3 separate regions of the Homo sapiens genome follow, and regions 1 and 2 are each linked to region 3. The links are chromatin loops, found by intact Hi-C in ENCODE. Cell type or tissue: endothelial cell of umbilical vein. All regions are shown on one strand.

Evidence for each region. Peaks named below come from ENCODE experiments on the same cell type or tissue, not always from the same donor. Only the 100,000 strongest peaks of a DNase experiment are listed, where the experiment ranks them.
Region 1: a loop joins it to region 3, with 7 times the contacts of the local background. A loop is called at or near these places in 6 of 110 quality-filtered maps.
Region 2: a loop joins it to region 3, with 12 times the contacts of the local background. A loop is called at or near these places in 13 of 110 quality-filtered maps.

The regions. Positions count from the first base shown.
Region 1 is chr4:151,113,253-151,121,252 of GRCh38, forward strand. SH3D19 (SH3 domain containing 19) reads right to left here. Exons shown (of 20, transcript NM_001378122.1): 20 at 7,029-8,000. Among named protein-coding and RNA genes, the nearest start is that of SH3D19-AS1, 7.0 kb to the right of the region's middle. In endothelial cell of umbilical vein, a CTCF peak has its summit at 4,295 (motif pointing right); a DNase peak (open chromatin) is centred at 4,329.
Region 2 is chr4:151,601,033-151,609,032 of GRCh38, forward strand. All of the region lies in intron 7 of FHIP1A (FHF complex subunit HOOK interacting protein 1A), which reads left to right. Among named protein-coding and RNA genes, the nearest start is that of GATB, 160 kb to the right of the region's middle. In endothelial cell of umbilical vein, a CTCF peak has its summit at 3,437 (motif pointing left); no DNase peak of the experiment used is centred here; H3K27me3 peaks cover 454 bases.
Region 3 is chr4:151,273,027-151,281,026 of GRCh38, forward strand. The region is part of intron 1 of SH3D19 (SH3 domain containing 19); the gene reads right to left. It overlaps PRSS48 (serine protease 48), which reads left to right and starts at 4,135. Exons shown (of 5, transcript NM_183375.5): 1 at 4,135-4,198; 2 at 6,770-6,932. The coding sequence starts at 4,147. LOC124900799 (a long non-coding RNA gene) reads right to left here and starts at 2,132. Exons shown (of 2, transcript XR_007058328.1): 1 at 1-2,132. In endothelial cell of umbilical vein, CTCF peaks have their summits at 3,923 (motif pointing right) and 4,128; a DNase peak (open chromatin) is centred at 3,935.

The sequences.
Region 1 (8,000 bases), 160 kb before region 3:
GGCTGACTGCTGTTAAGACCTTCTTAGGCTATGACGTTGCTGTTTCGGTCTGACCAACTGACTTTGACCATACAATTACAGCTCTTGAAACTAATGTGTCATATTAAGACCCAGGCTGGTCTTAAAACTCCTGGCTCAAGCGATCCTTCTGCCTCAGCCTCCCAGAGTGCTGGGATTACAGGTGTGAACCACCATGCCTAGCTGGAAGGGAAATAATTAATGCACAATTTGTTCCCTAGGTCAGTTTCTCAACCTTGGCACTATTAATATTTTAGGCCAGATAATTCGTTGTTTAGCAGTTACACTGGCCTCTACCCACTAGATGCCAGTAGCACCTTCCCTCTAGTTGTGACAAATAAAAATGGCTCAGACATTGCCAAATGTCCCCTGGAGGGCAAAACTGCCCCCAGCTGGAACCACTGCCCTTGATTCAAAACCACTACCTGAATCAAGTGGCAGCTGCAGCTAACAGTCTGACCTGCTGCTGGGCTTGTCCAGACCACCATGAAATGTGCTATGAAAACGAAAATCTCTCATAAACATGGTCAGTCCTGCACTGTTCTGCTGTGCCTGATACCATCAACAACAGCACCCAAATTCGAATGTATACAGACATCAGGACCAACACAACCTTGATTCAATCTGACTGATCATATGCTTTTGACGCCTGAGTGGTCTTGGGTAATACCGTATATGGCAACCGAAGCTGCAGCTATTTGGTGACACTGCCCCTGTGACTTAACCAATGTGATGATACAAATCAGGTTTAGCAACGAGTCCTGAACCAAAGTGACTTGTGTCCTTTGGGGTTATATTTTGGTATATAGGGGAAAAATGGGTAGGAGAAAAATGGGTCATGAGATGTCTCCCCATTAAGGACAGAGGTCGCTTTCTGGCCCATCAATTGTCTAATTATTGCAGCGACACCAGAGATTAACAGATCAGTTTAAACTCTGTACAGGTCTTAATGAATAAAATACCCTGGCCCTAGAATACCTCATGGCTGCCTAAAATCAGACCTACTGGTACTCCCTGAGATTATTCACAGTAAGCTGTCTGGGACCCTGGAGAGTAAGACTGAGATCAATACTGCAGGTTGGCTTCATCTGCTGCTTTGAGTCTTGATAATAGACTTAATTAAACGTCATGTGAGACAAACTGAGTGGATTTGGTTCTGGCTTCTGTTGGTTAGCTTAATCGAAGTGGTTGTCAGAGTAGCACACTTGTGTAAAAATTTAAGTTTGGCCAAGAATGTGTCAGGCTGAGGAGTGAATAGTGACAGAGGCAATGTGCTGTATACCCTAAGTGTCTCTGCACATTCTTGCTGAGTATGCCAAGAATACAATCCCTTGACTGTTCTTTACCCTGGCCACTTCTCAGGGCTGTGTTTGCACCCTTGTGAGCAACCTTGAAGGATGAGGTAACGTCTCCCCCAGGAAAAAAAGCAAGCTTGCTTCCATTTGCTATAAAAGTGGTGGATCTCAGTGTTCCTCTCCTGTCACACAACTCACTGTATAATGGGCCCTTTGCATCACCTCCTCGGGATTTGGTGGGGTATGGGAAACTGACACATAAGAACACGAAACTCTGGTTCTCACTTTTGCTATCATGAAGTGTTTTGCTCCTGTCCCAGAAGTCTCATGTCTTCTGCTAACATCCATGAAACCATGCCAGGCTAAATGTTTAGCTTACAAGTTGGGTAAAATGTCAAACACTGCACAGTTCCTGACAATTTCTCCTCCTCAATTATTTGAAGCAAATTTAACTTATCAAATGTAAATATTTCATCATGTATCTCTGAAATGATTTCTTAAAAAGAAATGTAACCAAAATCCTATTAACACAGCTCCAAATTTCAGTAATAATCTTTAGTATCTTTAAATATCCAGTCATACCAATTTAATGAGTCATTAATTCTCTGACGTAACGCTGTGATAGGCAATGCAAGTGTGACAGCTATGAAGGGTAATGAGTTTCCATTTGCTAAGATCATTTAAGAAGTCAAAGTAGGGCTGGGTGCGGTGGCTCACACCTGTAATCCCAGTACTTTGGGAGGGTGAGGCGGGTGGATCACCTGAGGACAGGAGTTCAAGACCAGCCTGGCCAAAGTGGCGAAACTCCATGTCTACTAAAAATACAAAAAATTGGCTGGGCACGGTGGCTCATGCCTATAATCCCAGCACTTTGGGAGGCCAAGGCGGGTGGATCACCTGAGGTCATGAGTTTGAGACCAGCCTGACCAACATGGTGAAATCCTGTCTTTACTAAAAATATAAAAATTAGCTGGGCATGGTGGTGGGCACCTGTAATCCCAGCTACTTGGGAGGCTGAGGCAGGAGAATTGCTTCAACCCAGGAGGCAGAGGTTGCGGTGAGCCAAAATCACACCATTGCACTCCAGCCTGGGTTGACGAGCGAAACTCCATCTCAAAAATAAAAATACAGATACAAAAAACTAGCAAAGCGTGGTGGCGGGCACCTCTAATCCTAGCTACTTCGGAGGCTGAGGCACGAGAATTGCTGGAACCTGGGGGCAGAGGTTGCAGTGAGCCAAGATCGCACCATTGGACTCCAGCCTGGGCAGCAAGGGCAAAACTACGTCTCAGAAAAAAAAAAAAAAAAAGAAGTCAAGGCAGAAAAATTATTGCAGGTGTCAGCTCCTAGAAGTGTATAACATCCATCCCGGCCCTATTATTATTTTTTTGATACATATATGTATATACACGTATATATGTGTATGTATATATATGTGTATATGTGCATGTATATGTAAGTATATATGTGTATATTACCACATATACATTTGTGTATACGTATATGTATATATGTATGTGTATATGTATATACATACACGCATACATACGTATGTGTATATGTATGTATATATTTAAAGTGTGTGTATGTGTATACACATATGTGTATATGTATATATGTGCATACATATGTATAAATGCATGCATGTATACATGTATACGTATATATACATATACACATACGTATGTATACATATGTATGTATACACTGCATATACATACATATGTATGTATACACTATGCATATACATACATATGTATATATACACATGTATGTATATACTATGCATACACATACATATGTATATATACACACGTGTACACACATATACATATGCGTATACATTCATACACACATACATGTATACACACATACATATACACATACACATATATACATATATGTATATATACACACACACACATTTTTTTTTTGAGATGGTGTCACTCTCTGTTGCCCAGACTGCAGTGCAGTGGCATAATCTCAGCTCACTGCAACCTCCATTTCCCAGGTTTGCGCAATTCTCCTGCCTCACCCAGTAGCTGGGATTACAGGCCCACGCCACCATAGCCTGGCTAATTTTTGTATTTTTAGTAGAGACAGGGTTTCACCATGTTGGCCAGGCTGGTTTTGAACTCCTGACCTCAGGTTATCCACCCGCCTTGGCCTCCCAAAGTGCTGAGATTACAGGCGTGAGTCATAGTGCTCAGCCAGAGGCCAATATTTTGGTATTGTTAGTTAATTTTTGTGAAACATAGACAACCAAATATTTCATTTAATTATTGCCTAATTTACAGTACTTGAAGATAAATAATCCATGGTATACATATAATTAGAATTCCTTTAAAAAAATCAGAATATGTCTCAGACTCTGAAATATAAATCTATCAGCTTAACAGTGCTTTGGTTAATCTATTATACTCCAAAATACTAATAACAGTGTTTTGTGTTATATTTTAATGAAAATCTAGATTTATGATTGCTCTACTGTTGCCAAGGGCACAGCCCTACAAGATACAGCTGTACAAGATCTGATGTTCTAAATTTTTGAATATTTTCTATTAAAGAGAAAAAGGAATCCACATTAGTGGATCCATTCATGTTTCAGTTTCTAGGTAACATCAATATAAATTGTCCACATAAAACCAAGAAGCTGACAGGACTTTTCTTCCTGAAGGATAAAACTTCAAGGCTTTAATACATACTGTGTAATTCTTTCTAATCGTTAAGTATTAGAGGCTACAACCACTACAGGCCAATGAAACGGATCAATTCTTCTTGTTTAACTGCTAAAAAAAATGTTATCACTTTGCCATAATAAACGGAAAAAGAACTGGATTGGAAATCCGCAGAGATAGGTTTTACTTTAGGCTCTGCAAGTAACTGTGACTTTAGGCAAATCATTTAACCTCTGCAAGTTGAACTCTGGTCTCCAAGGGCTCTCTTCTGTGGTATAACAGGATGAGCTCGCAATTAAGAGAGCGGCCCCTAGATGGTAGTGTTGTTCTGAGTCAGGCTTTCTATTTTTTTTCCTTCTTTAATTACAGTGAAGTAAAAAGGCACAAGTTAGAAAATGACTTCACGTTAGTTCTGAAAAAAATTCAGTTGGCTGGACAAGGTGGCTCACGCCTGCAAACCCAGCACTTTGAGAGGCCGAGGCGAGAAGACTGCTTGAGCTCAGGAGTTCAACACCAGCCTGGGTAACATGGTGAAACCCCGTCTTTACAAAAAATAAAAAATTAGGCTGGATGCCGGGGCTCACGCCTGTAATCCCAGCACTTTCAGAGGCCGAGGCGGATGGATCACTTGAGGTCAGGAGTTCAAGACCTGTCTGGCCAACATGATGAAACCTGGTCCCTACTAAAAATACAAAAAAATTAGCGGGGCACAGTGGTGCGTGCCCGTAATCCTAGCTACTCAGGAGGCTGAGGCAGGGGAATCACTTGAACCTGAGAGGCAGAGGCTGCAGTGAGCCCAGATTGTGCCATTGCACTCCAGCCTGGGCAACAGAGCAAGACTCCACCTCAAAAAATAAAATGAAAAAAATAATAAATTAGCCAAATATGGTGGCACATGCCTGTAGTCCCAGTTACTCGGGAGGCTGAGGTGGGAGGAACACTTGAGGCCAAGAGTCTAAGGCTGCAGTGAGCCAAGATCATGCCATTGCACTCCAACCTGGGCAACAAAGTGAGACCCTGTCTCTAAAATACAATACAATAAAATAAAATAATAAATTCACTGTGAAGAATTCATTCAATGGCATTCAAAATGACATTGAATCATGAATCATATGGCTCATGTGCATTTGACATTAATTAAAAGAAATAAACCATTAATGATTATACCAAAGTGAATATATCGCCTTATAATTATTAGTCCATACAGTCATCATTATTTTCTCTAGGTATATTTAGGTAAGCTTAAGAAACTGAGTAAAAACTAAGAAATGAATGTTAGGAGTATTGATCTACAATCTTATAGAAAAATTTTTTTTTCAAATGCAAGTTCTACTAATAAATTCTGATAAACGCACTTTCTTTCATTTTGAATATTACAGACTGAATTCAAGACCTGTGATTTATATGAGCACAATGACAGATATATTCCATTACCCTTCTAGCCATGTAAACAAGGGCATCTTTTAAAGAAAAACGCTTTTAGTGTTCAAAGGATAAGAATAATATATTAAATGGCTTCTCTAGGTTTTTTTTCAACTGAGTCGCCTTGCTTGGAAAGGCTTCTCTAGGTTTTTTTTTGTTTTTGAGACGGAGTCTCACTCTGTCGCTTAGGCTGGAGTGCAGTGGCGCGATCTCGGTTCACTGCAAGCTCCGCCTCCTGGCTTCACACCATTCTCCTGCCTCAGCCTCCCGAGTAGCTGGGACTACAGGTGCCCGCCACCACGCCCGGCTAATTTTTTGTATTTTTAGTAGAGACAGGGTTTCACCGTGTCAGCCAGGATGGTCTCGATCTCCTGACCTCGTGATCCGCCTGCCTCGGCCTCCCAAAGTGCTGGGATTACAGTCGTGAGCCACCGCGCCCAGCCCTCTAGGTTTAATTTATCAAAGAAAAAGGATTAAGAGATTCTAGTTTGAGGAGGTTTAGATGAACAAGATCAGATTTTAACCTAAAATTCCTGAAAGGAAACAGAATGTGTTCCTATTTCTCTCCCATAAAATTCACTGAGTATAAAAATTATGTTTCTCCTTAAACATGCTCAGTCTTGCCTTGAATTCAATCAATATACAGAATAAGAAAGTACCTATGAGGCCGGGCTCGGTGGCTCACGCCTGTAATCCCAGCACTTTGGGAGGCCGAGGTGGGTGGATCACGAGGTCAAAAGATCGAGACCATCCTGGCTAACACGATGAAGTCCCGTCTCTACTAAAAATACAAAAAATTAGCCGGGCGTGGTGGTGGGCGCTTGTAGTCCCAGCTACTCAGGAGGCTGCGGCAGGAGAATGGCGTGAACCCTGGAGGTGGAGCTTGCAGTGAGCCAAGATCGTGCCTCCGCACTCCAGCCTGGGCGATAGAGGGAGACTCCATCTCAAAAAAAAAAAAAAAAAAAAGAAAGTATCTACGAGAGCCCATATGTTACCTTTTTGCTTCCTGTCAGTTGAGTAGGTAATAAGTGGCAAGCACAACATAGAACATGAGAGTGAAATGACATAAAACTGTGAATTTTTAGTATAGATTTATGTCAAAAATTAAAGAGGAAAGATATTGAGTGAATCCAAGATGGTATTGCTGTATGTGAAAGTCATTCATCCATCCATCCATCCATTCCAACCAACCAACTCACCCAACCCACCAACCAACCTTTATTGAGGCTGAATGGTGCAAAGGACTAGAGATACAAAGATAAATAAGGTACCACAGGCCAGGTGCAGTAATACCAGCACTTTGGGAGGCTGAGGCAGGCAGACTGCTTGAGCCCAGGTGTTTGAAACCAGCCTGGGCAACATGGCGAAACCCTGTCTCTACAAAAAGAAAAAAAAATACCAGAAATTAGCTGGGCACGGTGGTGTGCGCCTGTAGTCCCAGCTACTCAGGAGGCTGTGGCAGGAGAATCACTTGAGCCCAGGAGGCAGAGGCTGCAGTGAGCCAACATTGCATTGCACTCCAGCCTGGTCAAAGGGAATTAAATCCTGTCTCAAAAAAAAAAAAAAAAAAGATACCACCTCCATTCTCAAAAAACTCAGTCTAGTATGAGAAAGGGACTTTGAAAGTTCAGTTCAGTTTATTACAGTGTCAAGTAGATTTACAACTATTGCACTTATCATTCTGCTGACAGAAGGCCAAAACTGAAGATTGAGATTTTCCTCTAATAAAGATAGGTTTTCAGAATCTTCAATATAAGATGTTAAAATTATAAAGGCAAAGATATATACCTCATGTTCCATTCCATATCCTTCCTGCTGTTGTACAGTTTGCTGCAAATGATAATTTAATTTGGATAATGCTTTAAATCATTGATTTCTCATGAAATTACTTTTGAGTGAAATTTGACAAGAATTTTCTTTATACTCTCTTCTTTACCAAAACGTATTAGAAGTCCCCATAGTCCAAAATAAAATGTAACCATAGAATGGGGAGATAACTTTAGTCAAAGACCAAGTAAATATTACCTTCTTTGCAGAACTCCAGGTTGTAGTCACGTAAAAGTGTGGCCACTTGTTGCTTAACTTTTTGGACAATGGGAAAAAAAAAACAATAAAAGCTAAAATGTGGTCCAGCATATGAAACTCTTCTCAAAAACAGAAGAAAGTCATGACCATTGTTGGGAAAGTGTTTTACATTTCCAATGAAATTCTATTCCATTGATCTGTTTGGATGATTGTCTTCAACCTATTTGGCTCTAGCCCATAAATTGTAATTGATTCAGTCATGTAAAGAACCACTTTTATCTTAAGCTTAGAATTTATAACAATGGAAAGCAGGAAAGTGGTTTTTCATTCACTCTAATAATTGTGCAGGGATAAGCTAGAGAAAAAATAAAACAAAAAAGTACCAGTCTTCTGTCCTCTTAAATTATTTTTCATTCTGATTATATTACAAAGAAATGAGCTGTGGAGGTTTGGCACTGTTTTCCATCTTAACAGTTGTTCTGTATTGTAAGATTTTATATGTGATTCATAATGTACTACTATAACAAGACACAGTTTTTATATATTACTGGAATAATGCAAA
Region 2 (8,000 bases), 330 kb after region 3:
CACAGTTGCCACCCCTAAGTCTGAATGTGCTGTAAAGGGTCAAAGAGACATATGTGGAGAGGCCCACCTGATAAGAGCCATGAACTTCAGTCATGGGTTACAACCTGCCTGAGGCAACCCTTCAGAGGGGAGTCAGGGGAATAAATAACTAAGTTTCCTTCTTCTTCCTTCCAGTCTCCTGCTGGAACCCCATTGGGTGAACCCAAGTGGAAAGCATATGGAAGGGAACCATGGGAAAAAGGTCCATACAGGTCTACTGGGGGGGCATAGGGCAAGGTGGAAAAGGTGGAGAGTAGATTTAGAGGGGCCGTTGGAAGCCATCAGCATGCTTATTTACCAGTATCAGCATCTTAGAGCAATAATTGGAAGGTAGATATGGTTCCTGTAGAGTGTGTTTGGGTTTAATGCATAAGTAAATTGCAGCTTAAAATTTTCTAGAAACACATTAGTGAATCTACTTTTTATAGCTTATAGTTACTGCCTCATTCTGTTTATTGATCCTTGTCCTCTGGAACCTAAAATCAGAGTTGGACTCCAATGTGACGGGTAGAAATGCTAACAACATACTAGATATGAATAAATGAAGGAATATCTGAAGCATAGGTAGCCATCACCAAATCAGGCTTATTATTACATGAATTTATACAGAGTCAGGGTGTGCAGTGGAAGAGCATTAGACTGTGAGTAAGAGATCTGGGTTCTAGTCCTGGCTCTTTTGTTTACTACTGCTGTGTGAACTTGTGCAAAGCTTCCAACCTCCTTGAGTCACATTTTATATTAGTCCATTTTCACGCTGCTGATAAAGACATACCTGAGACTGGGAAGAAAAAGAAGTTTAATGGACTCACAGTTTTACATGGGTGGGGAGGCCTCACAATCATGGTGGAAGGCAAGCAGGAGCAAGTTACATCTTACATGGATGGCGGCAGGCATAGAGAGAGAGCTTGTGCAGGGAAACTCCTATTTATAAAACCATCAGATCTCATGAGACTTATTCAATGTCACCAGAACAGCATGGGAAAGACCCGCCCCCATGATTCATTTACCTCCCACTGTGTCCTTCCCACGACATGTGGGAATTGTGGGAGCTACAATTCAAGATGAGATTTGGGCAAATCATATCACATTTCCATAGCTGTACAATGAGGATAGTAGACCTCCTCTTTCCTCCTTACAGGGTATGAAAATCAAATATAAGTGTGTTCTGAAAAATCATATACTGTTATATGCAAAGGTATTATCATAACTATTGCAGGACAGATTCTGCCATCTCATATGCAGTAAAAGGATAATATTGTTTGTTCAAAGACCATTTAGTCAGTGTGCACCAGGTGCAAAGTACTGCCAGACTCCATGGGGAAATGAAGGTGGCTGAAAAACTCTGTCATCTCCATGGAGTTTATAATCTGGGACCCAGGAGACTGACATGTTAATTTAAGCAAGAAAAACTAAGTGCTGTGACAGAGAAAGTAGCCAGGGCAGGTGGGGAGGGAGAGAGTGACATTGTGCCGAACCTTGAAGGTGAGCAGGTAGGGAGGGCGTGGAGGAGTGTGTTTGGATGAAAGTACGCCAGGAGAGCTGTGATGTCCAAAAGAGGTGAGGGACCACGAGGACTGAGAAAAGACCCTAATGTGATTTGTAAGGCAGGTGAACATTGATATCCATAGTAAGCAGTGCAGAGGGAGTCAGATAAGGGGCTCAGGAACCATCTGGTGGTGACAAAATAATGCCGCTTAGTGTGGACTGGCATTCTGGGTAGTGTGGTGATGAACAGAAGAAAACAGGCAGGGGATTCAAGAGAAGGGAAAGGTGTGGAGAAAAAGACAGACACAAGTGATTCAAGATTTAAGAGATAAGGGATTGTCCTGCTTTCTAGCTATAAAACCTTTCTACACTACCTAAAAGAGATGACTGCTTCTCCCTTAAGGACTATACCCAGCTTTTTCCTCACCAGGCTAATAAATGCACTTAGCATTTGCTTAAAAATATTGGGATTGTGGCCAGTCGCGGTGGCTCACGCCTGTAATCCCAGCACTTTGGGAGGCCAAGGTGGGTGGATCACGAGGTCGGGAGTTAGAGACCAGCCTGGCCAATATGGTGAAACCTTGTTTCTACTAAAAAATACAAAAAACTAGCCAGGTGTGGTGGCATGTGCCTGTAGTCCCAGCTACTCAGGAGGCTGAGGCAGGAGAATTGTTTGAACCTGGGAGGTGGAGGTTGCGGTGAGCCAAAATCGCACCACTGCACTCCAGCCTGGGCAACAGAGCGAGACTCCGTCTGAAAAAAAAAAAAAGAGAGATTGTAAAGAATCGCTTTATTAACAACCCCTGGGGCTTCTGACTCCCTGGACCCGGGTTTCCTCTTTTCCCCCTTTGATGCCACACTCTGAACTCTCTTAGTTCTCCTTAGGGTCTGTCTGCTCTGCTGACTGGATGTTGTCTTTCCCTAAATGTGGGCATGCCTCAGGGACTATTCCTGCACTGATTGACCCTCATGATTGCTATCCTTGCTCTGCACAGATGGCCTAAAAAGCTCTGGGGCTGAGTATTTGACCACTGGCTAGATCTCTTCATCTCAATGACCTGTTGCTTCCTCAAACTTAAAATGTCAGGAGGCAAACTCATAATGTCTTTCTCCCGAGGCTAGCTTAATTCATCCTCTGCATACCTTCTTTTTGTGAATAATATCACTTTTCCCACTTACCTGGCATAGAACTCTTAATCATCCTTGAATTTTTTCTCTTAATCTTCCCAAATATAGTGCCAACCTTTTCCTGCAAGGTTCTTGAGTCTGTTTTTTTGTTTCTTCTCCCAATAGTGTCACTCTGGGTCTTCATCTCCACATATCTTGACCAGGGTTAGTTTTCACTTATGGTCTCATTACTGCAACTTCTTTCTTCAGATTATCTCACACAAAACTGCTGGATTAAATTTTCTAAACACATCATCCTTCCTCTGAAACCTTAAGTGGCTCCACTTCCTACAATGTTCTTGGTCTACATGCTGTGTCACAGCCCTGACTCCGTACCATTCTCATTCTTGGTTCAAGGCCTCTCTCCTATACTCAGTCCGTTTTCTCTGCTTGGAACATTCTCTTCCTTCCTCCTCTGTGGTCAAGAGTTACTCTTTCTTCAAAGACCAGCCTAAATCCCACAGCCTCCTGCAGCTGTCCCTTACATTGGAGGTTCTAGTCTTCTCTGTTCCCTAGAGTTGGCAGCTCTCGGTGCCCATGTTATTCTGAGCACGTGCTCCTTTCTATTGTTAGGTGATTTTGCATTTGACCCTGCTTCCCTGCTCTTTCCTGAAACCCCTGGAAGGGCCTGCATCTGTGGTTCCCAAACAGTGCACCAAGGAGCCCTGGGGCTTTTCAATTAATTCACAGGGGTACTAGGAGATATTTTCAGTTTGTGAGGGAAACACAGTGACATCTGTTGGACACCACATGAACTAACAGCTCAAAATAATTTGCAGTTTTGGCATGAAATCATATTCATTACTTTCAATTTGGTCTTACCAATTTAAAAATGAATTTTTGGGCCGGGCATGGTGGCTCACGCCTGTAATCCCAGCACTTCGGGAGACTGAGGAGGGCACATCACCTGAGGTCAGAAGTTTGAGACCAGCTTGGCCAACACAGTGAAACCTTGTCTCTACTAAAGATACAAAAATTAGCTGGGCATGGTGGTGGGCGCCTGTAGACCCAGCTACTCAGGAGGCTGCAGCAGGAGAATTGCTTGAACCCAGGAGGCAGAGGTTGCAGTGAGCTGAGATCGCGCCACTGTACTCCAGCCTGGGTGACAGAGTGAGACTCCATCTCAAAAAAAAAAAATACTAATAATAATAATAAATAAATAAAAATGAGTTTTTGTTGGGTTCTGTGTTTAAGAACAAGTATCATACAAAAATTGATGTGAAACAGGAAATGAGGTTTGTAGCAGACAAAAACAAGTGAAGCAGTCTAATTGGTTTTGTCATTAGCTTGGGAAAATCTCCATCCAGATATGTTGTTTCAGGATCCTGGGCTGGTGGGAGACCCGTAGAGAGTTGGCAGTTGCAGCCAAAGATGGCTTCAGTGCTTGTCCTGGATCTGGCAGGATTAGAAAGAGGGGACTGTTAGGTTGTTTGGATGGGAAAAGGTTGTATAAGTAGCACCTCAGGCTCAGTCATATTATTTCTGTCAAATGTCTTGTGAACTAGGGTAGGGTAGTCTTTTGTTTAGTGGGTTGTTTTGCTCCTTTTTAAAAAGAGATTGTTACCAAATTATGGCAAAAGTTTGGGACTATCTCTGGTGGATAGAGGTAGAGACATCGAGGTGAATGTGCTGAAGTAAGAGGTAGATGGAAGGGAAGATAATTACATACCATCCCTTCTGCAGGCAGCTCACAGGCATTCGCAATGATAACTGTGACCACAAAGAAAGCCTGCACCTTTGGTTTATGCAAAGAGCAGCCAGCTGTGTTTCATTCAACAAATTATTCCATTCAAGAGCACTTGGAAAGACAGAAGCAAAAAGTCTACCAGAAAAACTGATTTTTCCACCATCTCTTCTGTGCTGAAACCATGCTTGAACAACATACATGGGTAGAATAATTTCAGCCATTTCCTTAAAGGCATGTGTGCTGGGTTCATATAAGCCGCCGTGGAGCCCATTTGTTTTACAAGCTTGTCTTCCAAACATGCACATACGTATTCATGATCTGCATCCTGCAAGCTCAATAATTCATGGCTTATTGACTTAGGTTGATGGATGGAAGTTTTTTGGGGACTAGAGAAGTAAAGATGGAAATTTTGAGAGGCTGAGAGCAGCCACACTTGTGAGTTGCCCACTTGCTGTAAGTGTGTATGTGGGCGGGCAGGCTGGAACTCCGGTAGAGCCCAGTTTGGCTCTTACTGGCTAGGCATATTTTGGACTTTTATGCCCAGTGAAAATAGTGACTGAAGATTTTAAGAGCAATTAAGTACCATCTTCAAATTATTATCACCATTATAAAATATTAACGGGCTATAATTGGGTGCTGAGTTTGCAGGAGGAATACACTGATCGCTTATGTCATAGTGAGGAGTGGGCAGGACAGCATGCTGTTCAACCATGATTTAATTTCATTTCTCCTGTCCGTTCTTCCTCATGCCTCTCTAGTCTGGGAGATAGTAGCGGGGGTTCTGGAGTAGGAGAAGGGTAGACACAAGTCCTCTTACTTGTTCTCTGGCAGACTTCCCGTTGGATTTTTGGATGCTTCAGCAGGTCTCTGCTCTTTGTCACTTGTCATCTGTGCCACTTCCTGAGGAAAAACGTCTTGAAGTTTTATGCCTGGTTTCCTATAATGCTGTGGAATTTCACTGATCATGTCATTCCTTTCAGTGGAAAATGGGAAGAAGGAATCAAAAGCATGGAATGTAAGATGCCACCTTGGCTTTGGAATTTTTAGATTTTGTTTTTTAAATTTGGTGGTTCTTTGCTAAATCTTTTGTAGCTTCCCTTGACTTAGTTGAGCCCCAAACGAGGCACCATCTCTGGGGTGAACCAAACTAAAAGATACAGAGGAATACTTTTTTTGATATCTGCATTTCATATTTCTACTTATATATTTCAATAATTTGCAGAAAACCCCACAAAACATTGTCAACCTTATTGACCCATGGTTTTTAATCACTGAAGGCTCCTGAACATTGTCTTGTTCTATTTTTGCTAGCTGCTTTTTCCTCTTCTTGTAATAATCTTGAGCTGTATTTGTTCATGTGGAACTTTGCCTGTTTCTTACCATGCTTGGAGTAAACCAGTGACTTAGATTGTATTCTCCACTGCGCTGAAAGCATACCTATGTGCCCACCTCAGCCCACAGACTGCTGGTCTGGTAAGAAGTTAGGGGGATTCCAACAATGTCCTGCAGAAATGAGGTGGTTCTTCTTAGAAGGTGCTGCTGTTGTCTCCACAGCTTTACAGGCAGGCGCTGGTTCCGGGACAGACAGGTATTCCATTTAGAGCCACCCAGCAGTTGGGGAAGTTGGGGATTCTTAAACTTGGCAGGAAAGCTCAATGCCCCTGGTACCATCTCACACTTACACCCTTATCAGATGCTGTCCGAGATCCAGTTGTAACCAAGGGAGCCATAATTAAGGAGCCTGGCTCAGCTGGGATAGGAGTGGTGGAGCCCAAGCAATCATTCTGTCTACTCAGTTCCCCTGGACTTAAACAGAAGAGTACCGTGGAAGCAGAGGGCCAGATGTAACCATCACTATAATCAGTCAGTAAACACAATTGAACGAGGTAATTAAAAGGCCCAGTCCTGTTGTGGGCCTGCAACTAGGTAACATGGAGTGACGGTAGCACTATTAAATCTGGATTGAAAAAATCATATTAAGCAGGCCAGTTTTAGACAGACTAAATTAATAATTTCTCTATCCAGTGACAGCCAGCTATTAAGTAGATCTAGAAAATTTTAGTGACAAGTGTAAGAGGCTTTGACTTGGGAATTCTTGATTAATTGAAAACTAAAAGTGTGTACCATCTAATATATTCAATTAATGCATTATATTCAACTGATACAATTTTGGGAAGCTGCCTAGCTTGACAGTTCAAGAAATGGGTTTTGAGTTAGCAAGACCTTGGTTTGAGTCTAGTTCTTTGCTACTTTATGTGCCTGTGGCAGGTATTCTCATTGGTGTATATGTATAATCTAGGGATAATAATACCTACCTTATCGGGCTTTTGTAAAGACTAAGTAAGATTATGCATTTAAAGTGCTTATCATTGTCTCTGGCACTTAGTGCTAAATACATACTACCTATTATTACTTATTTAAGTAACCAGCTGAATCTCTAAAGTGAGACATCCTTCACATGACACTGTGTGTTACTAGCCAATAAATTTTATACCATTTTTGGTCACTATAGTGTTTTGATTTTAGATAATATGCTTGTTGCTCCTTAACATACTTTTACATTATTTCACAGCCAGCATCACTTTTGATTTTCTTTTTCTTTTTTCTTTTCTTTTTCTTTCTTCTTCTTTTTTTTTTTTTTTTTTTTTTTTTGAGATGGCGTCTCACTCTGTTCCCCAGGCTGAAGTGCAGGGGCATGATCTCGGTTCACTGCAACCTCTGCCTCCCAGATTCAAGCGATTCTCCTGCCTCAGCCTCCCAAGTAGCTGGGATTACAAGCGTATGCCACAATGCCCAGTAAATTTTTGTATCTTTAGTGAAGACAGAGTTTCACCATGTTGGCCAGGCTGGTCTCAAACTCCTGACCTCAAGTGATCCACCCACCTCAGCCTCCCAAAGTGCTGGGATTGCAGGCATGAGGCACCACGTCCGACCCCTAACTTTTGATTTTCTCTTATTTCTCTCAGAATGTGGTATCAACTCAGTTGCTTATATAATTGTTTTCCTATTTATTCTAATTCTCAGTGTCACATGTTCTCAAACTTGAATGTGCAGCTAGTTACTGGGGAACTTCTTCATTGCAAACTCCTGGGTTCCGGAGATTCTGCTTTAATAGGTAGGGTTGAGGCCCAGGAATTTGCACATGAGCCGGCACCCAGGTGCTCCAGTGACCACACTTGGAGGAGCACTGATCTATGCCCTTGTGCCGGCACTTCTGCTATTAATGCTCCTTCGCTGAACTAGGATTCAGAAGACAGGGGTTCTAGTTATGTGTGCTGTCAAGGGTCTTAACCCAGTTAAGGATTCAGTTTTGTCTTCTATGGTAATCCCCACCTTGTCAGCCTCCCAAGACTGTGGTGGACATCAGATGATGTCAGATAAAAGCACTTTGGTGAAGCCTTTTCCAAATGAGCAAGGTATTAAACTGGAGATAAGGAATCTCAAAATATTTCATATAACTTAAGACTTAGTAGTAGTATCTAAAGGCGAGTAGTGAAAGGAGATTGTTGGGTTCTTAAATATTAGGGGTTCCAAGAATGTGTTTCGGCCTCTAATGTGTGAGTAGTGTTTGATTGAGCGGGGTACCTCCCATTGTTCAGGATGCTGGCCAAGTGTCATTATT
Region 3 (8,000 bases):
TTTTGATACTCTGAATTACACTTTATACAGGAAAACTAGGATAACTATTTAATTCTTTCCTTTTACCTTCCAATTTTCAAAATAAAGTACTGGTGCCTTAGTTACATCAGTAACTGATGTAGAGTTTATTTCCAACTAAATTTAACAGATACCAAAACTGAAATATCTATTTACAAAACATTTAAACAAAGGAGAGGAGAGATTCTGTGAGCAATCCAACTAACATATAAAGGGTATAAGCCAGTACTTCCGATTTGTCCAGTGATGTATTAATAAAAGTCCAGCCAGGCACGGTAGCTCACACCTGTAATCCCAGCACTTTGGGAGGCCGAGGCGGGTGGATCACGAGGTCAGGAGTTTGAGACCATCCTGGCTAACATGGTGAAAACCCGTCTCTACTAAAAATACAAAAAATTAGCTGGGCGTGGTGGTGGGCGCCTGTAGTCCCAGCTACTCGGGAGGCTGAGGCAGGTGAATCGCTTGAACCTCGGAGGCGGAGGTTGCAGTGAGCCGAGATTACGCCACTGCACTCCAGCCTGGGCGACAGAGCGAGACTCCATCTCAAAAAAAAAAAAAAAAAAAAAAAAAGAAGTCCAAAGACCTGGGACAACCACAAAATCCTCAGAGGGAAAGGACTCTCTGGTCAAGTTTTTTGCTCCTGTGGTAAGTCAACAGAAAGATCTGTCCAAAGCTTTCAGGTCTCTGCAAAATGAATAATAAGCTACCTTTACTCTAAACATGATCAGAAGGCAAATCTCAAACTGAGGTCTGACCTTTTAAAAGAACTATATTAAGTGAGTTAACTCAATAGCTAAAATTGTCTGTGAATACCATAAATTAATTGGAATATTCACAAAGATGGTTGTGCTATGAATAAGAAATCTTTTTCTTCAATGAAACGAGCTGGAGAAAACTGCCGGTTGTAATGTTAATTTCAGAAAAAATTAAGATGAAAAATACTAAGAGTCATTGTATAATGATAAAATCAGTGAGTAGCAGAAAACCAGAGTGAATGCATAAACCACAAAAACAAAATTGGATACACAAAACAAGAACCATTAAAAATGTATTCAGAAACTATCACAAATGTAATAGTAGTAGTAGATTTTCATCCCCATCAAGCAGACACAAATGAAAACAAATGAATTTTAAAAACATAAATTTGGTAAAAATTCATGGTGTTGCAGTGTTTGCTTAAAAAAGCAAATGGAGAGATTTTTTTCACGTGTTCACTTCTAAAATCTTTTAAAATGTATTTAAAGAGGTAAACATCTTTATGCTACTTTACTGAGATATAGCAAACCTGGCATCTGCCCTGCCACAATAGCCCCTGCAACTGAGCTGGCCATATTTCTGCATCCCCATCTTCTCACCTTCCCATATGAGGGTACTTACCCCAAGGACAGTTAATCCATGGCCATGAACCTATATCCTGGTTAGAAAAGATAATCTGTGCCAAATAAGACGTCTTGGGAGTCTGAACTGAAAATAGGGAACAACTTGAGCAGTTTATAGTAGGACAGAAAGAAATGACATGGAATTCGGTTGAGCCATATTAATAGCAGAGAACCAGAGAGAAGATCCTGCTATGAGCTCTTAAGCTGTCATGAATCCAGAGCTCCTTTCCAGCTCTGGTCTTCAGGGTTGTCCTATGGCAGCTCCAGGTGTCCCTGTTATCCTGTTCTTATTATTCCATAGACATCTACATAAGTTTGCTAGGGCTGCTGTAACAAAGTACCACAGACTAGACGAACTTAACCAACAGAAATTTATTTCCTCACAGTTCTGGAGGCTGGAAGTCCAAGATCAAGGTATCAGCATGGCTGGTTCTTTCTGAGGGCCATGAGGGAAGGATTTGTTTCAGGCACCCTAGGCTTGTAAATAGCTGTCTTCTCCCTCTATAGATGTCACGTACATGACATTTCCTCTTCTAAGGACATCACTCATATGAGATTAGAACCCAACCTAATGACCTCTTTTTAATATAATTACCTCTTTAAAGACCTTATCTCCAAATATTGTCATACTCTGAAGTATGGAAGTGCGGTTAGGACTTCAAGATACGTTTTTTTTTTTTTGAGACGGAATCTTGCTCTGTCGCCCAGGCTGGAGTGCAGTGGCGCGATCTCGGCTCACTGCAAGCTCTGCCTCCAGGGTTCACGCCATTCTCCTGCCTCAGCCTCCCAAGTGGCTGGGACTACAGGCACTCGCCACTACACCCGGCTAATTTTTTGTATTTTTTAGTAGAGACGGGTTTTCACTGTGTTAGCCAGGATGGTCTCGATCTCCTGACCTCGTGACCCACCCGCCTCGGCCTCCCAGAGTGCTGGGATTACAGGCGTGAGCCACCATGCCCAGCCTCAAGATACATTTTTGAGGAGACATAATTCAGCTCAAAACAATAGCTTTAAAATAATCTCCTCTTGATTTAAGCTAGCTTAAGTGAGCCTCAGTTGCCTGTAACTGAATAGTTCTTACCAAAATATCTACATTTTCTGGTCTTCCATTATTATTTGAGACAGGTTCTTTCCGTCGCCCAAGCTGGAGCACAGTGGTACAGTCATAGCTCATGTAGCCTTGAACTACTGACTTCAAGTGATCCTCCTGCCTCAGCCTCCCGAGTAGCTGGGGACTTCAGGTGCACATCACTACACCAGGCTAATTTTTAAATTTTTGTAGATATAGGGTCTCACTGTATTGCCCAGGCTGATCTCAAACTCCTGGTCTCAAGGGATCCTCCCCGTTCAGCCTTTCAAAGTGCTGGGATAATAGGCGTAAGCTACCACGCCCAGCCACTTCTATTATTATTATTATTATTATTATTTTTTTTTTTTTAGACGGAGTCTCGCTCTGTCGCCCAGGCTGGAGTGCAGTGGCGCCATCTTGGCTCACTGCAACCTCCGCCTCCCGGGTTCAAGCGATTCTCCTGCCTCAGCCTCCCGAGTAGCTGTGACTACAGGTGCACGCCACTACACCCAGCTAATTTTTGTATTTTTAGTAGAGACGGGATTTCACCATGTTGGCCAGGATGGTCTCAAACTCCTGACCTCAGGTGATCCACCCGCCTCGGCCTCCCAAAGTGCTGGGATTACAGGCATGAGCCACCGTGCCTGGCCTATTAGTTTTAAACTGCTTATATGTTTCTTTCAAGCATCCCAATATTTTAAGTTGCAAGAGAGCAGTAACATTTTAATAGTTCATTGAATTCTGCCTCCACAGACCTAGCACCCTACAAACAATTGGCACAGAAAACAAAAGGCAGAGTGAAGATTTCTGAGGTAGATGTTGTGGTGTACCATCCAGACCCCCCTTTAGAACTGAAGCATTCATTCCCTTAGCAGCTAGGAGTGTTGGCTGCTGACAGTTCACAGCTAAGTCTTATTCCAAGAACTGCCAACAGAGCCACCTCACCCAAGGTAATGCCCCCTCCTAGGAGGTGGCCTGCATCCAATGATGCAGACCCCTAAGAACGCATCCTTCTTAGCTCAGTACAGAAAGTCTCTGAGGGCCACCTCAGCTCCAGAGAAACTTGTGAGATAGGCTGTGGCCTCTGTTGCAAACGCATCACAGTTCAACTCTCCCTCTAACCAATCCTACTACCCACCCAAGAGCTGCTGATCCTGAGACCACTCTAAAATAAATTTCCTGCACACAAATCTCTGTCTTAGAGTCTGTTTCCCAGGAAACTTGACTTGCAGTGCAGCTAACACTGTAACAGAAATGAAAACAAACAAACAAAAAAACTCAGAAAAATTAACCAGATACTGGGTTCATTTCCTCTTTTCCATTTCTTGCTTTTGGAGAATCCTGTCCACCTTCTATCTCCTTGCTAGAGACAGGGTCCTGTTTCTTCCAGTGCCCTCAACCAGCCACTCCTCAACACCACAGGCAGAAACCCCAGAAACCCTGCTCTCCCAGGACAGCAGGGGGCGCCACAGACCCCAGTTCCTCCCCTGGGTCCTGCAGCTGCACTTCTGAAGTCTGGTCCCTTCAGGATCTGGCAGCGGGTGAAGACCAAAGGAGAGGAGGGGGTGAAGCAGAGGAATCCATCTAGGAGAAGCTAGTTCTGGCAGCTCCCCATTGGCCTCTTCCTGGGAGCCTGAGTCCAGGAAGCAGGAAGCGCTCACTGGCTCTGAGGACAGAGACATGGGCCCTGCTGGCTGTGCCTTCACGCTGCTCCTTCTGCTGGGGATCTCAGGTGAGCGCCAGGGTGGGGTTGAGAAGGCAGAGGCAGAGGATTTTTACTAAAGAGGGCATCACATAGAACAATGTGACACTTCACCCATGGGATGTTAGTTATGAGTAGCACAGCCTGAGAAGGTCCTGAGAGGCTACTATATACCCAGCACCATTCCAATGCTCCCGATTGGAAATAGCAGTACACACACACACCCACAAGATCCCTATCTTCGTGGGACTTATAATCAATGCACATATTAAATGTGTAAATTATAAGGCTTGTTAGAAGGTAATAAGTACTATGAAAGGAAAGGGGCATCTGAAGTACAGGGGCAGGAGTGTTGCAATCTTTAGAAGGGTAGTTAAAGAAGGCCTCACTAAGAAGGAGTCATTTGAGCAGAACTGAAGGGGATAACTAAATTAAGTAAGAGGATCCAGGAAAAGAGCATCTCAAGCAGAGGGAACTGGAAGAGCAAACACTATTCTATGATTTCAGGTATATGCTTGTTCATTTATTTTTCTGGTCCACAGGGATTTAAAGGAAGGGTATACTGGCCAGGCACAGCAGCTCACGCCTGTAATCCCAGCACTTTGGGATGCCAAGGCGGGCAGATCACCTGAGATCAGGAGTTCAAGACCAGCCTGGGCAACATGGTGAAACCCCATCTCTACAAAAAATACAAAAATTAGCCGGGCGTGGTGGCGGGCACCTGTAGTCCCAGCTACTCAATAGACTGAGGCAGGAGAAGTGCTTGAGCCTGGAAAGTGGAGGTTGCAGTAAGCCGAGATAGCGCCACTGCACTCCAGCCTTAGCGACAGAGTAAGACCCCGTCCCCCCAAAAAACAGAAAGGGTATGCTGAGAGAGCAAAAAACTTAACAGGTAGCAAAGAAGAAAGATACACAAATACTGCAAAATGCCAATTCAGTTAAACCAAATAGCACAAAAGTAAACAGCTTGCAACCTCAACCGCATCTGAGGGCATCATTGTATTTATAAACTAACATACTTCATATTCCTGATGGTGACCTTGAATCAAGTAAAAGCTAAATTTGAATCTTCATAGAGCATTTTTTTTTTAAGAGACAGAGTCTCACTCTGTCACCCAGGTTAGAGTGCAGTGGTGCAATCATAGCCCACTGCAACCTCAGACTCCTGGGTTCAAGCAATCCTCCCACTCAGCCTCCCTAGTAGCTGGGACTACAGGTGTGGTTGAACCACACCTGTTGTGTTTGTGGCCCAAAAGAAGAAAAAAAAAACCCTGACTAGTATTTAGGAAGTGATTTGTGAAAAGTAAGAAAAGTCTCTAATATAGCACCTGTCTCCAACATTCCTTTTTCTACTTCTGTGCCTTATCTCTGGTCATCCCTAGTTTGAGAGTCCCATGTGACCTAGGGTTTCCTTCTGCCCTGCCTATCTCACCACATTTTTTTCCTTTTCTTTTCAGACAGGGTCTCACTCTCTCGCCCAGGCTGGAGTGCAGTGGCATGATCTAAACTCACCGCATCCTCCACCTCCCGGGCTCAAGCAATCCTCCTGCTTCAGCCTCCCAAGTAGCTGGGACTACAGGCATGCACCATCATGTCAGGCTAATTTCTTTATATTTTTTGTAGAGACGGTGTTTGGCCATGTTGCCCAGGCTGGTTTTGAACTCCTGGACTTGAGCAATCCACCCACCTCAGCCTCCCAAAGTGCTGGGGTTATAGGCGTGAGTCACTGTGCCCAGTCAATCTTACCACTTTCATTTGTCTATTGGTTCATTTATGTAGTCATGCAAATATTCACTGAGAACCTGTCTGTGTGCTAGCTACCAGCTAGAGCTCACACTTGTATGTAGTGTGCTGTTGTCAGTATCCACCTCTCACTGACCAGGGAACATCCACAGATAAAGCTGTGGCCCAAGTATAGGCTGACCTGCCAAGGCCAGCACCCTGCAGCAGCATCTTGGCCATCTACAACACGTCTTGAGTATACAGGTCACCAGCACACTAGAGAAAGAAGAGAAAGAGAAATGTGGAAATCTTTTTCTTTTTCAATTTTTTTTTTAGAGACCTGGTTTCACTATATTGCCCAGGCCTCAAGCAGTTCTCCCACCTCATCCTCCCAAAGCACCAGGATTACAGGCATGAGCCACTATCCCTGGTTTAAAAAAAAAATTTTAAGTTAAATGATATTCCATGTGTGCTGCTAAAGAAGGCAGGTAAGTATGTTTGTGAAGATTCCCACTAATAGGTAGAAGGCATTTGAAAATTTTGGCCTTTAACACCAATCTGGAAAATTTAAATATAAAGGAAGGTTCTCTGTTCAGTGAATCTAGATATTAGATGTGTTACTATGTGTTAATGATACCCTATTTCTTCCTTAGGTTCTTGCTTACACTCTTTTCCCAAAAAGAAAGAGCTACAATCAGGGGAGTGGTCTCCATTTTGAGCCCAAGACTGCTGGGTGTGGAACCAGAATAGGATGGAGTATGGTGTCTAGGGAGGGTTCAGGTCCTAGGAATAGATGGGAGTTTGGGAATGATGATAAGGTGGGGACCAGAGAAACAGGACTCCTAGGTTTCCACATTTCCCTTTCTTCTCTTTCTCTAGTGTGTGGGCAACCTGTATACTCCAGCCGCGTTGTAGGTGGCCAGGATGCTGCTGCAGGGCGCTGGCCTTGGCAGGTCAGCCTACACTTTGACCACAACTTTATCTGTGGAGGTTCCCTCGTCAGTGAGAGGTTGATACTGACAGCAGCACACTGCATACAACCGTGAGTTCTAGCTGGCAGCTAACACACAGACAGGTTCTCAGTGAATATTTGCATCACTTCATGAATGAACCAAAAGACAAATGAAAGTGGTAAAATAGGCAGGGCGGAAGGAAACCCAGGTCATGTCAGACTATCAAACCCGAAACAACTAGAGACAGGGCATAGAAGTAGAAAAAGGAAAGTTGGAGACAGGCACTATATTAAAGACTTTTCTTATTTTTTGCCAAATCACCTTCTAAATACCAGTCAGGAGATTTTTGTCGTGTTTTTGGGTCATAAACACAATCTGAGCTCTAAGAGCCACTGCTGTGAGAGAAGCAACTTGTCATGTGGTGAGTGTCCCTATGGAGAGGCCCATGTGGAACCCGCATCTCTAGTCAACAGCGAGAAGACCCAAAGCCTACCAACGTGAGTTTGGACACAGATCCTCCCCAGTAAGATGACTGCAGCTCACCTTGATTGCAGCTGCAGCTCACCTTGATTGCAGCCACATGAGAAACCTTGAGTCAATGGTACTCAACTAAGTCACACCTGATTCCTGACCCATAAAAACTATGAGATAAATATTTGTTGTTTTAAGCCACTAAGCTTTATAACTTATTATGCAACAATTGATAACTAATACACAACAGAAATTAAAATTCCAGGACTCTTCAATAACAACACTGAAAGTTCAATGAAAATAAGCCAGGTGTGGCAGCTTGCACCTGTAATCCCAGCTACTCATGAGGCTGAGGTAGAAGGATCACTTGAGCCTAGGAGTTCAAGGCTGCAGTGACCTATGATTGTACCACACATTCCAGCCTGGGCGACAGAGTGAGACCCTGTCTCTAAAAAAAAAATTAAGTTTAAAAAAAAACTCAAAGAAAATAGAGTAATAACTTCAAAATGCTAAAAAAAATTTATTTCCAACTTAGAATTCTACCCATATGCAAACTATCAATCAAATGTGGGATAGAAGTAAAACATTTTCACATACACAAAGCAGCAAAAATGTTACCTCTCATGCACATTTTCTCAAGAAGCCATAGGAGAATCTGCTCCACCAAAATAAAGGGGGAAAAACAG